Linked DNA regions of Homo sapiens: region 1 is linked to region 2. A link is a contact called in ENCODE Hi-C data. All regions are on one chromosome and are shown on one strand. The core of a region is the stretch at or near the end of the contact, and the rest is flanking DNA. Distances in the headings are between cores, read along the strand shown.

Region 1 (5,162 bases), core at 1,817-4,316, 3.0 Mb after region 2:
TATTGGTAAAATCTTAAATAGGCACCCTAATTATCTCAATGTTTCACCACTGCTGATGCTTTATGTTTTTCATGTTAAGGAAGCATCCTATTTCTGTTTTAGTAAGAGCTTTAGTCAAGGATAAATGTTGAATTGTATTAGTTTTTTAATACCTTTACTGCTTGATTTCTTAATATTGACTATATTTCTATAATAAAATCCAATGTCATGTTTTATACTTTCAATGTAATGTTAGACTGCATTTGGTAATAATTCATTTACAATGTTTGCATTAATATTCAAAAGTGAGACTGTTTTTAGTGTTCCCTTTGCTAGATTTTTCTGTGTTATCATGGCTTCATAAAGAGAATTAGAAAGCTTTTCTTCTTTCTGTATGAAATGGAACAATTTCAAAAGGAGATTCTCTTGAAAGATGGAAAGTATTTACCCATGAAATAACACATAGCTCTTGGGTAATACTCTTAACTTGCTTTGGCTTTCAAATTTAAAACCCTGGAGATAACCCAAAAGTACCCCTGGGTTTACTTTTCTCATTCCTAATTTTGTATTTTTGTATCATTCCTTTTTCCCCTGATTTAACTAGCAGTAGTTTGGTCTACTGTTTTTATTTACTCTAAGAATTAGCTTTTATAATTTTTTTCCTTTTAATATATTAGCATCGTTATCTATTTTAAGTCTTTCTGTTTCTTTAGGTTTATTTCATGTTTCCTTCTTAATATTATTAAATAGAATATTTCTATTATCTCTCAATTATTCAGGATATTGATTTTCTAATACATTCAAGCTTTGGTTACATTCCATATATGGTACTATTATGATGTTATTTTCTAGATAGTAAGTAACTGTATTTTCAGTTTCCTGTGGATACCAATAAAGTATCCACAGTTAGTTTTGTAGTTTTTATTTTTGTTACTTGTTCATTAATGCATTCAATTAACCAGCAAATACTTAGTGCCCTTCTAGTTCATTTTGGTCACAGACTGTGTTTTGTTCTACCTCAACTACACTGTGGTTTGCTAATTAATTTCATCCCCACAGAGTCATTTTATGTTTTTAAAAAGATAAATTTCACAAACATTTTATGAGTTTTCCTCACAGAACTCTGTATGGAGAATAAACTAAAAAACTTTATAAATACTGCATTTCATCAAATTTAAGATTACATCTAGGATTCATCATTATTTCATATGCTATGAAAGCAACTGCCATGCTGATTTCAAAGATGTTAAAGTGTGAAAACGTGCATCTTAGAAGCATGAAATATAGCATATTTAATATCAATTGCCCTCTTTCACCAAATTCACCTAAGACAATGGCCTTTCATAATCTTTTCGTTTGTTTTTCCAGAATTGTCTTGTCTTCCACACTCGTTACCTTTTCCAGATAAGAAACTCCATGACTGCTCAAGGGATTTGAGCAAGGCAAAGTGGTCCCTTCTTTTAGGACTATTTGAATTGGGAGAAAAGAATAGTTTCAAAGAAGTACACTTAACTTTATAATAATTTTATATTTGAAAAGTGAAAACATATTTTTAGAATGCTATGAATAAATGAAAGCATAATGAGAACACTATTGAAAATAAGGCAGGATCTTTTTTTTTTAAGTTGAAAAACTGAAAAATCAACAGTCAGCTACTTGTCAATTCTCTCAGCTTCTTTCAGAGTTTATCAGAATATCTCTTCTCCACTACCTAAACTTTTTTTTTCAGGAGCTCTAACTCCAATACCTAAACTTTCGATACTTTAATTTTGCCCAAGCAATATTTCAGTGTGTGAAAACAATGCAACATATATACACACACATATATATATACATACACACACACACATATATATACACACACACACATATGATCAGTGGTAAAGCTTCTTTAACATGTCATCTCCACAGAATCACTTTATAGCAAGAGGAAAACCTGCTTTTCCTTAAATAGGTTACTGAGTTCATTGTTTCTTTTTTTCTCTTTGCAAAGGGCTAAAAAATGAACATCAGGAACAGATCCTATTCACAGAATCGAAATTTAAATTACTTACTAATGCTTTCTTAGCATAAAAAATTATACCAAGATACCTTGTCAAATTCTGTTCATCTTTCAACTATACAGTGGAAAGCCTACTCAAATGTTCAATTTACCCCATAACGCACCTTCCTGCCTGCTTAAACAAATGTATTTAGGGATAAATGTTTTTAATATTATTCTAGCTCTCACATGGTCACTGACAGAAACAAGAACTTATTCATGAAAAAGGTTAAAGAAACAGGTAAACAAAGTCACTGGAAAAATAGGCCTTTAAAACAAAATATAAAGCACAGGCTAATGAAATGGATAAATTTAGAGGGCACCTGCCCTATACCTTATCAATATAAAACTCCATCTAGACATAAAGTACGCGCAAGAAGCGGTTAGTAGGCAGAAACAAGCCAGACTCTCTCCTCTCCTCATAATATTAAATCCACTCAAGATATACAGTGAATGACAAAAGACCACGACGCCGATCACCCGAAGAAACCCCAGGTAAAAGCACGCCACAACTGTCCTGAACAGGTAGCCTCACAGTCTTGAGCTGAGTCACACTTCCCGTACCTGTGCCCACTCTATCCGACCCCCCGCGGCCTAGCTAAACCAAGAATCCGAAATTAAACTCCGAAACGTTCCTTCCCGGGAGACGAAACTCTCTCCCACCCCTCCCCCTCACAGATCCTTCCCTCCCCGAAACTGGGGCTGGGGGCGGGGAGGGGAGTCGCCTCAGAAAAGCGCATCTTGATTCTGACCGCTGCGGTCTCCCGTGAGGACCCCGGCACTCGGAACTGAGCTGGGATCCAGGCCCAGGGGAGTCACAGGCCCCGTCCTCACAGCTCCCCCAAAAACCGGCCCCAGGTGAGAAGACGGAAGATCGCTTACTAGTGGGAGCTCTGCCAAAAGTTCCCTGCCATGGAACACAGCTTGCCCTGATAAAAAAGCACCAGCCGGCGGAGCGGCCCGCGGAGCGACCATAGACCCAGCCCGTCCGGTAACCGCGCTCCTCGATCAAATCAGCTCGGCTCGACTCCGCTCCGCGGCGGCGACGGCGAAAGGAAGAGGATGGCCCCCTAGTCTCCTTCACGCCGGCCGACAACACTCAACTGTGCAAACCCGTTCCTATCGACAAAAGTTCCGGCCCGCGGTAGCGGAGGGAGCCGGAGGGGAGGTGCTGACCCTTGGAGGTGCTGAGATTGAAGAGAACTAGTGTTCACGAGAGCTCGCGGCGGTTGGAAGGCTCTCGCGAGAGCGTCTTGAGAATTCTGGCCGGGGGCCCAAGCCGCTCGGTCTCCTGTCTTCAGCACGGGAGTTGCTGAGTGGGTCTAACCTAGGCGAAGTGGCTCAGATACGGGGTTCTGTTATTACCTCTTCCAGGACTTCAAAAACAGAACAATGTGGCATTGTAATAAAGTACAAGGTTTTGTGACTTATTTTTCCTGTGATTGGAAAGAGAAATAAATGAAGATGACTTTGTTCTCAGGGATCAAGTGTTCCTTTTTTTTTTTTACTTTATTTATTTATTTATTTTGAGACGGAGTCTTGCTCTGTCTCCAGGCTGGAGTGCAGTGGCACGATCCCGGCTCACTGCAAGCTCCGCCTCCAGGAGTTCAAGCGATTCTCCTGCCTCAGCCTCCCGAGTAGCTGGGACTGCAGGCGCGCACCACCATGCCCAGCTAATTTTTGTATTTTTAGTAGAGATAGGGTTTCACCATGTTGGCCAGGATAGTCTCAAACTCCTGACCTCGTGATCCGCCCTCCTCAACCTCCCAAAGTGCTGGGATTACAGGCGTAAGCCACCGCACCCTGCCTGTTTTTTACTTTTGAGACGGAGTCTGGGTCTGTCACCCAGGATGGAATGCAGTGGCACAATCTCGGCTCACAGCAACCTCTGCCTTTCCAGTTCAAATGATTCTGCTGCCTCAGCCTCCCAGGTAGCTGGGATTACAGGGATTACAGGCGCGTGCCACCACGTCCATCTAATCTTTGTATTTTTAGTGGAGAGGGGATTTCGCTAGGCTGGTCTGGAACTCCTAACCTCAGGTGATCCGTCAGCCTCAGCCTCCCAAAATGCTGGGATTAACAGGCGTGGGCTACCAGGCCCGGCCTGGATCAGGCGGTTTTTTTTTTTTTTTTTTTTTGAGACGGAGTCTTGCTCTGTCGCCCAGGTTGGAGTGCAGTGGCGCTATCTAGGCTCATTGCAACCTCTGCCTCCCAGGTTCAAGCGATTCTCCTGCCTCAGCCTCCCAAGTAGCTGGGACTACAGGCTCACACCACCACGCCCAGCTAATTTTTGTATTTTTAGTAGAGACAGGGTTTCACCATGTTGGCCAGGATGGTCTCCATTTCCTGACCTCGTGATCCGCCCACCTCGGCCTCCCAAAGTGCTGGGATTACAGGCGTGAGCAACCGCGCCCGGCCGCGATCTTTTTTTTTTTTTTTTTTGAGACGGAGTCTCGCTCTGTCGCCCAGGCTGGAGTGCAGTGGCGAGATCTCGGCCGCGATCTTAATGGAGTTATTTTGGAGTGATAAAGTGCAAACTTACAGAGCAGCGGAATCAACAGTTTTGCAGAACATCTAAAAATATTCATGCATATATGTATGCACATGTATGTACATGTATGCACCTAATAGAAACATACTGCAAAAAAAGCCATAATTTAATTTTACAAGACGAAATATTTTGTATTTTCCATTTCATTTTCATTGTAGCAATGCATTTATTGTAAAACTTATAATTATTTTTCTAAATAATTGGACACTCCAGAAACTTGTTTATAGACAGTCAGCATCTGAGGCAACTTAAGACAGTATTTTTCACATTGTAGGTGGAGACCAATTAGGGTGTGGTAAAATTAAGTATAATCATTTTCCTAAATAGAACAGAAAATACTAGGTAAATCAGAAATAGCAAGGATATTATATTTAAATTTGGTTCAGTTATATATGTGTGTATATACATACACAAACACACATATACACACACAGTCAAGATGTGAAATGCATTTGTTTGTATGTGAGAATTAGTCTGCATCAGGTGTGGTGGCTCACGCCTGTAATCCCAGCACTTTGGGATGCCGAAATGGGCGGATCACTTGAGGTCAGGAGTTTGAGACCAGCCTAGCCAACATGGTGAAACCCTGTC
Region 2 (5,622 bases), core at 1,709-4,208:
ACACTGACTTACTCACATAAAGGACATTTATAGAATACAGCAGGTACTATGTACTAGTTGTCACGCTAAGTGCTGAGGAACTTTCAGGAGTTCCTTTAGGAGCTCAGGATATTGAGAGATGCAGTAAATAAGTTAATAAACTACAATATAACTTTTCTTGCTATTAGAGGCATCTAAATAAAGAAATGTGGAAACACAACATATACAATAACTGTAGGAGTTTAAAAGGTTTCATTGAAGACTTTAAAGCTGGGATACCATGAAGAAATATGTTACAAAATAATATGCGGGGATGAGGGTCGGGGGCGTGGGGAAGTGGACAGGCAATCCAGTAAAGACATGGGGTCCTGAAAGGGCTTGGCAAGGCTAGGATACAGCAGACTATTCTCCATGTGTTGTGCAGCGGCAGAGATGTGCAGCTCCAGTCTGACTGTGAGAGTCTTACATAGGAAGCAAGAAGTTTGGCTGCCAAGTGATCACATACTGCCCTATACTTCCCCTATTGTTAGAATTTCCACACTTTTATTGTAAGTACTTATCTTTTTAATCTGCTTCATTAGATTTCAAAATTGTTACGGCCAGACCATGTCTTCCTTATCCACCACTGTGCTCCATGGCATCTGATAGAGAATTAATAAATATGTGTTTTAGGAATGAATGTTTCTGCTTGTTTTGAAGCTTGATGCTCTCTGGAACCACACTACCTACCACCTTCCAAACTACCTCTTTGACTTCTGGTGTTTTCCCTCTTGGTCCATAATCAGGTAGCCATTGTCATTTTCTAGCAGTACTTAGTGGAAGGTTTTATGACTGAGTTCCTGTCTTTTAAATAAAGCTGGGGAATTTAATAGACAATTACGTTTATGGCATTGGATTTGAGTTGCCCACAGTAATGTACTTAGATGGAAAAGAAATTGAAATAGCTCCCCTTTACCAACTCTATCAATATATGATTAAAAGGAATATTTTTATTTTTTAGTTTTTAATTTTTGTAGGTACATAGTAGGTGTATATATTTATGGAGTACATGAAATATTTTGATGCAGGCATACAGCATGTAATTATCACATCAGGGTAAATGTGGTATCCATTACCTCAAGCATTTCCTTTGTGTTACAAACAATCCACTTGTACTTTGTTTTTTAAAATGTACAATTGAATTATTATTGACTGTACTTCCGGAAAGGTGTCCCAATCCAGACCCCAAGAGAAGGTTTTTGGATTTCATACAAGAAAGAATTGAAAGCAAATCCATAAAGTGAAGCAAGTTTATAAAGAAAGCAAAGGAAAAAAAAAATGGCTATTCCATAGGCAGAGCAACGGCTTGAGCTGCTGGCCTAAGGATACCTATAGTTATTTCTTGATTACAGCTAAACAAGGGGTGGATTATTCACAAGTTTTCCAAGGAAAGGTGTAGGCAATTCCCAGGGCTGAGAGTTCCTCCCCATTTTAGACCCATATAAGGTAACTTCCAGACGTTGCCATGGCATCTGTACACTGTCATGGCACTGGTGGGGGTGTCTTTTAACATGATAATGAATTATAATTAGCATATAATGAGCAGTGAAGACGACCAGAGGTCACTGTATTCATCATCTTGGTTTCTGGTGGGTTTTGGTTGGCTTCACTACTGCAACCTGTTTTATCGGCAAGGTCTTTATGACTTGTTTTTCCTGCCTGTGGACCTTCTATCTCACTCTGTGACTAACCTCCTGGGAATGCAGCCCAGTAGGTTTCAGCCTTATTTTACCCAGCCCCTATTCAAGATGGAGTTGCTCTAGTTCAAACGCCTCTGACAACTAGTCACCCTGCTGTGCTATCAAATACTTGATATTATTCATTCTTTCTAACTGGAATAATATTTTTTAAATAGTAAAGAGTGAGATACATGAACTCCAAATATCTGAGACAGGTCACAATCAACTCAGAAAGTTTATTTAGCCAAAGTTAAGAACTTGCATCCATGACATGGCACAGATCCTGACAACATGCGCCCAAGGTGGCTGGGGCACAGCTTGGTTTTACACATTTTAGGGAGACATGGGGCAGCAATCAATATATGTAAGATAAACATTGGTCTGATCTGGAAAAGCGGGGCAACTCCAAGTGGGGAGGAAGTTCCAAGTCATAGGTAGATAACAGACAGTTGCATTCTCTTATGAGCCTCTCCAAATGAGGCAATCAGACATGCATTTATCTCAGTGAGCAGAGGGGTGACTTTGAATAGAATGGGAGGCAGGATTCCCTAAGCAGTTCCCAGTATGACTTTTCCCTTTAGCTTAGTGATTTGGGGGTCCCATGATTTATTTTCAATTCATAAGATATAAAAAAGATATAAAAAAGAAAGGTACACCTGAGTAAATATCTACTCAACAGGGAAGCAGGATACATGTTCTCTTTGCTTTCCCTGTTTCCTTGATAGCCATGCACCTTATGTTTATATTCCTCATTATTTGATGAAGTTAATCATTGCAATAAGAGAAATACGAAAGACTCTAGAACTCTAGACACGAAAGCAATTATACAGCCTTTATGACACGCAAATTTATTCACTCTGTAAAAAAAAAGTAATTACTTTCGGTAGGGTCTCCCATGTATCTTCCAAAAGGCAGACTGCTCTGGGTGCATGTAAAAATTAACACGATACCCTATACAAAAGGGAATGCTCAGAGTTAACAGCTAGAGAAGAGAGGCGCCAATCTTAGACACAGGCTTATTCCTCCGCACCCTCCCCCAAAACAAATGGAGGACAGAAGAAAAAAGAAAAGTAGTTAATACAACTATTACTCTACGGAAATATTAGGGGTAGCGCAAACAAAGTTCTGACACTAAACTTTACTGAGCCCTGCATCCTGCCCACGACCCCCCCAGAAACACCTACGCACCACTCTCCTAGCCGCCGCAGCCCCGCCAGTCTCGCCGGGAGGAACCCCCAGCGCCGCGGTACAACCACGGCACTTCCGCCCGCCCCCCGCGCCTCGGGCGCAAGCGTTTGGTGTGTCTGCGTCGGGGGCGGAGCCTCTTGTCCCTCTGCGCGGCCCGTTCCGCCTCTCTTCTCCCACCGCCTGTCGGCTGACGTGTCTGCAGTTCCTCCGCGTCTACTGCGAGTCAGGCCGTGATGGCGGACGCCTGGGAAGAGATTAGGCGGTTGGCGGCCGACTTCCAGCGGGCGCAGTTCGCCGAGGCCACGCAGAGGTGCCCGACCCTCCCTCTCCTTTGTGGAGCCCAAATTAGGCCGTGGGCGGACACGCCTGTATCTGGGACTTTAGACCCGCGGCCCTGCATCCCGGGTCTTCTCGCTGCTTGTCACCATTCTCTCCTCCTCCCTCTGTCCCGAGCCTGGATCGCAGTTCCAAGTCCAAGGCTCGGCGGGAAAGTCCTCAGCCTAGGACGCCCTGGAGCCCCCCAGCCCAGCTGCAGCGAAATGCTGGCGCGCCCCGCCCCACCATGGACGGGGCCGGTGATTTCGAGCTGCCTTTATTGAGCATTTCTTTGACCCTCCCTCACCCACCAACCACCAAATCACTGTGACATCTTGGCTATTATACACTTCCTGATCTAGAATGAGCTCGAAAGGAGAGGCTAACCCCCGCCCCCAGTACAGTACTTGGCAAATAGTATGTTGATCCTTAAAACTTCTTGCCCTTTTATCTCTCGTAACAGACCTAGGGCTAGACCCCTGACCCCATCTGTTATTCAGGGCACTGACATTTTCTACAAGCCCACTAACCTTTGGAGGATGTGTCCAGAGGAGCCTAACTCTGCTTTTTAAAAATAACGCTAATAGAAGCCTTTCTATTCTTTGACTACTTCCTACCTGCGATGTTTTATTCCTTTTGAGCCGGAAGACAGCAATCCCCTTATGCTGTATTTTCTACCACTGATAGCAAACTCGTAACTGCATGGGTAACTAACGTGGGTAAAAGTTATGGTTTCACTAGGCCACATCCCCTGCCTGCTTGCAGACCATGTGTGTAAGTGAGGCAATTATGCACTTAATTTAAAAGAAAATTCTGATTAAACTGGAAATTAGGGCATTTTTTGTTTTGTTTTGTTTTGTTTTTTCTTTTTTCCTACCTAAATAAATGTCTTCAATTTTCCCTTCAGATTTGAAGATTGGAAGCAGGCCTGTAAGAGACAACAGACTTGAAATTTGTGATGGGATGATGTGTACCAATTAAATAAATGATTTAAGCATATGTAAACCTACTTACTCTGAAAGGTTTTTTTTTAACTTATTGAATCAGTTAGTGAAAAATACAGATATTGTGATGTAGAAGTTAGTGACTAAACAAACTTTTTAAAAGCCTGTTTTCATACATTGTATTAATTTTATTGAGCGCCAATGTCTCAAGTGGACTTTTGAAACAACTTTTTTTCTTTCCCTCAGGTTGTCCGAGCGGAACTGCATTGAGATTGTTAATAAATTGATTGCTCAGAAACAGCTAGAAGTAGTTCATACACTCGATGGAAAGGAATATATTACTCCAGCCCAAATTAGTAAAGAAATGAGAGATGAGCTACATGTCCGAGGTGGTAGGTAATTCTTTAGTGTTTTTTTTTTTCTTGGATTTTTGGAAGGGGCAAAACAAACAAACAAAACCCGTAAACATGTAATTGCATACTAAATTATAGATTGTAAGATATCGTTTTCAATTGTTAATTTGATAATCAGGCTTAATATTTTTACTGGGTTCATGCAAACATGGTCATATAATTTAAATGAACTCAAATGTTGTCACTTAAAATATTTTATCATTTTGAGTTATGTGTACTATACATGAATTAATTGTTTCTTTTTACAATTCATTAATTTATTGCATGACTCAGGGAAGGGTATTCAGCTGCCTTTTATTAGGTGGTAATTGTGAAGGGGGACAGTATCTTACAGGATTATAGATTTTTGAAAATCAAGGCTGTATTTCTTTTTAAGGCTTACTTGTACTTACAAATTAGGTAACTCAATCCAGTGTGGTGCTACACCAATCATATTGTATGAAATGCTGTTAAAAACACGCACAAAGTTGGTTTCCTTTGTCTTCTTAAAATTTGAACAGACTACCAAGCATATTTGAATACTATTTGATTAAAATAGAAGCAATTATGAAAGCCTCTCTTCATATTATCAGAGTGTAACATTGGTCTTTGTCTTTTTTTATTTATCTATTTTCCTTCATAGTACCTTTAAAATATGAGCTATAATTTGAATTACTTAACAGATTTTCTTATGCTGATATGTAGAAGCCTACCTTTTAGTATCAAATAATTGAAAAAAAGTTCATCTTAATTTAGTTGTCAATATCTCTTTGATCACAGTAGATAAATTCTGAATTGTGAAGGGAAATGAATACCCTTCATAGATAGAGCCAATTTGTGTGCCAGTTGGTGCTCATAATTGGCCTGATGTTATTTAAAAAAAAAAAAAAAATTGAAAGTAAGTTATTGCTTATGGCTTCAGCCATGAAGACTTAGCCATCAGCTAATGGTGTGTATTTGAAGACATTGATTATTCTGGCTCTCTGTTCTATGCAGGACTTTGACCAAAACTTAAATGTTAGAATTTATAGCTTTGGGTTGGTATGTACGCATAGATCATTTAAAATAAATGAATGTCTTTTCTTC

What was found. A loop is a pair of places that touch in the nucleus more often than their neighbours do. Pooled maps may share reads with other maps.
Region 1: a pooled map shows a loop between it and region 2 (18-fold over the local background). The contact joins the promoter of CCNC here to the promoter of UFL1-AS1 in region 2. A Hi-C loop is called at or near these places in 8 of 50 pooled maps.

What each region holds. Positions count from the first base shown.
Region 1 is chr6:99,565,594-99,570,755 of GRCh38, forward strand. It overlaps CCNC (cyclin C), which reads right to left and starts at 3,067. Exons shown (of 12, transcript NM_005190.4): 1 at 2,903-3,067. The coding sequence starts at 2,934. It also overlaps the pseudogene TSTD3. RefSeq lists enhancers at 2,765-2,844, 2,965-3,254, 3,375-3,424.
Region 2 is chr6:96,518,756-96,524,377 of GRCh38, forward strand. It overlaps UFL1-AS1 (UFL1 antisense RNA 1), which reads right to left and starts at 2,959. Exons shown (of 4, transcript XR_007059687.1): 1 at 1-2,959. UFL1 (UFM1 specific ligase 1) reads left to right here and starts at 3,051. Exons shown (of 19, transcript NM_015323.5): 1 at 3,051-3,195; 2 at 4,391-4,536. The coding sequence starts at 3,119. RefSeq lists enhancers at 894-1,767, 1,768-2,639, 2,640-3,511, 2,656-2,845, 3,512-4,383.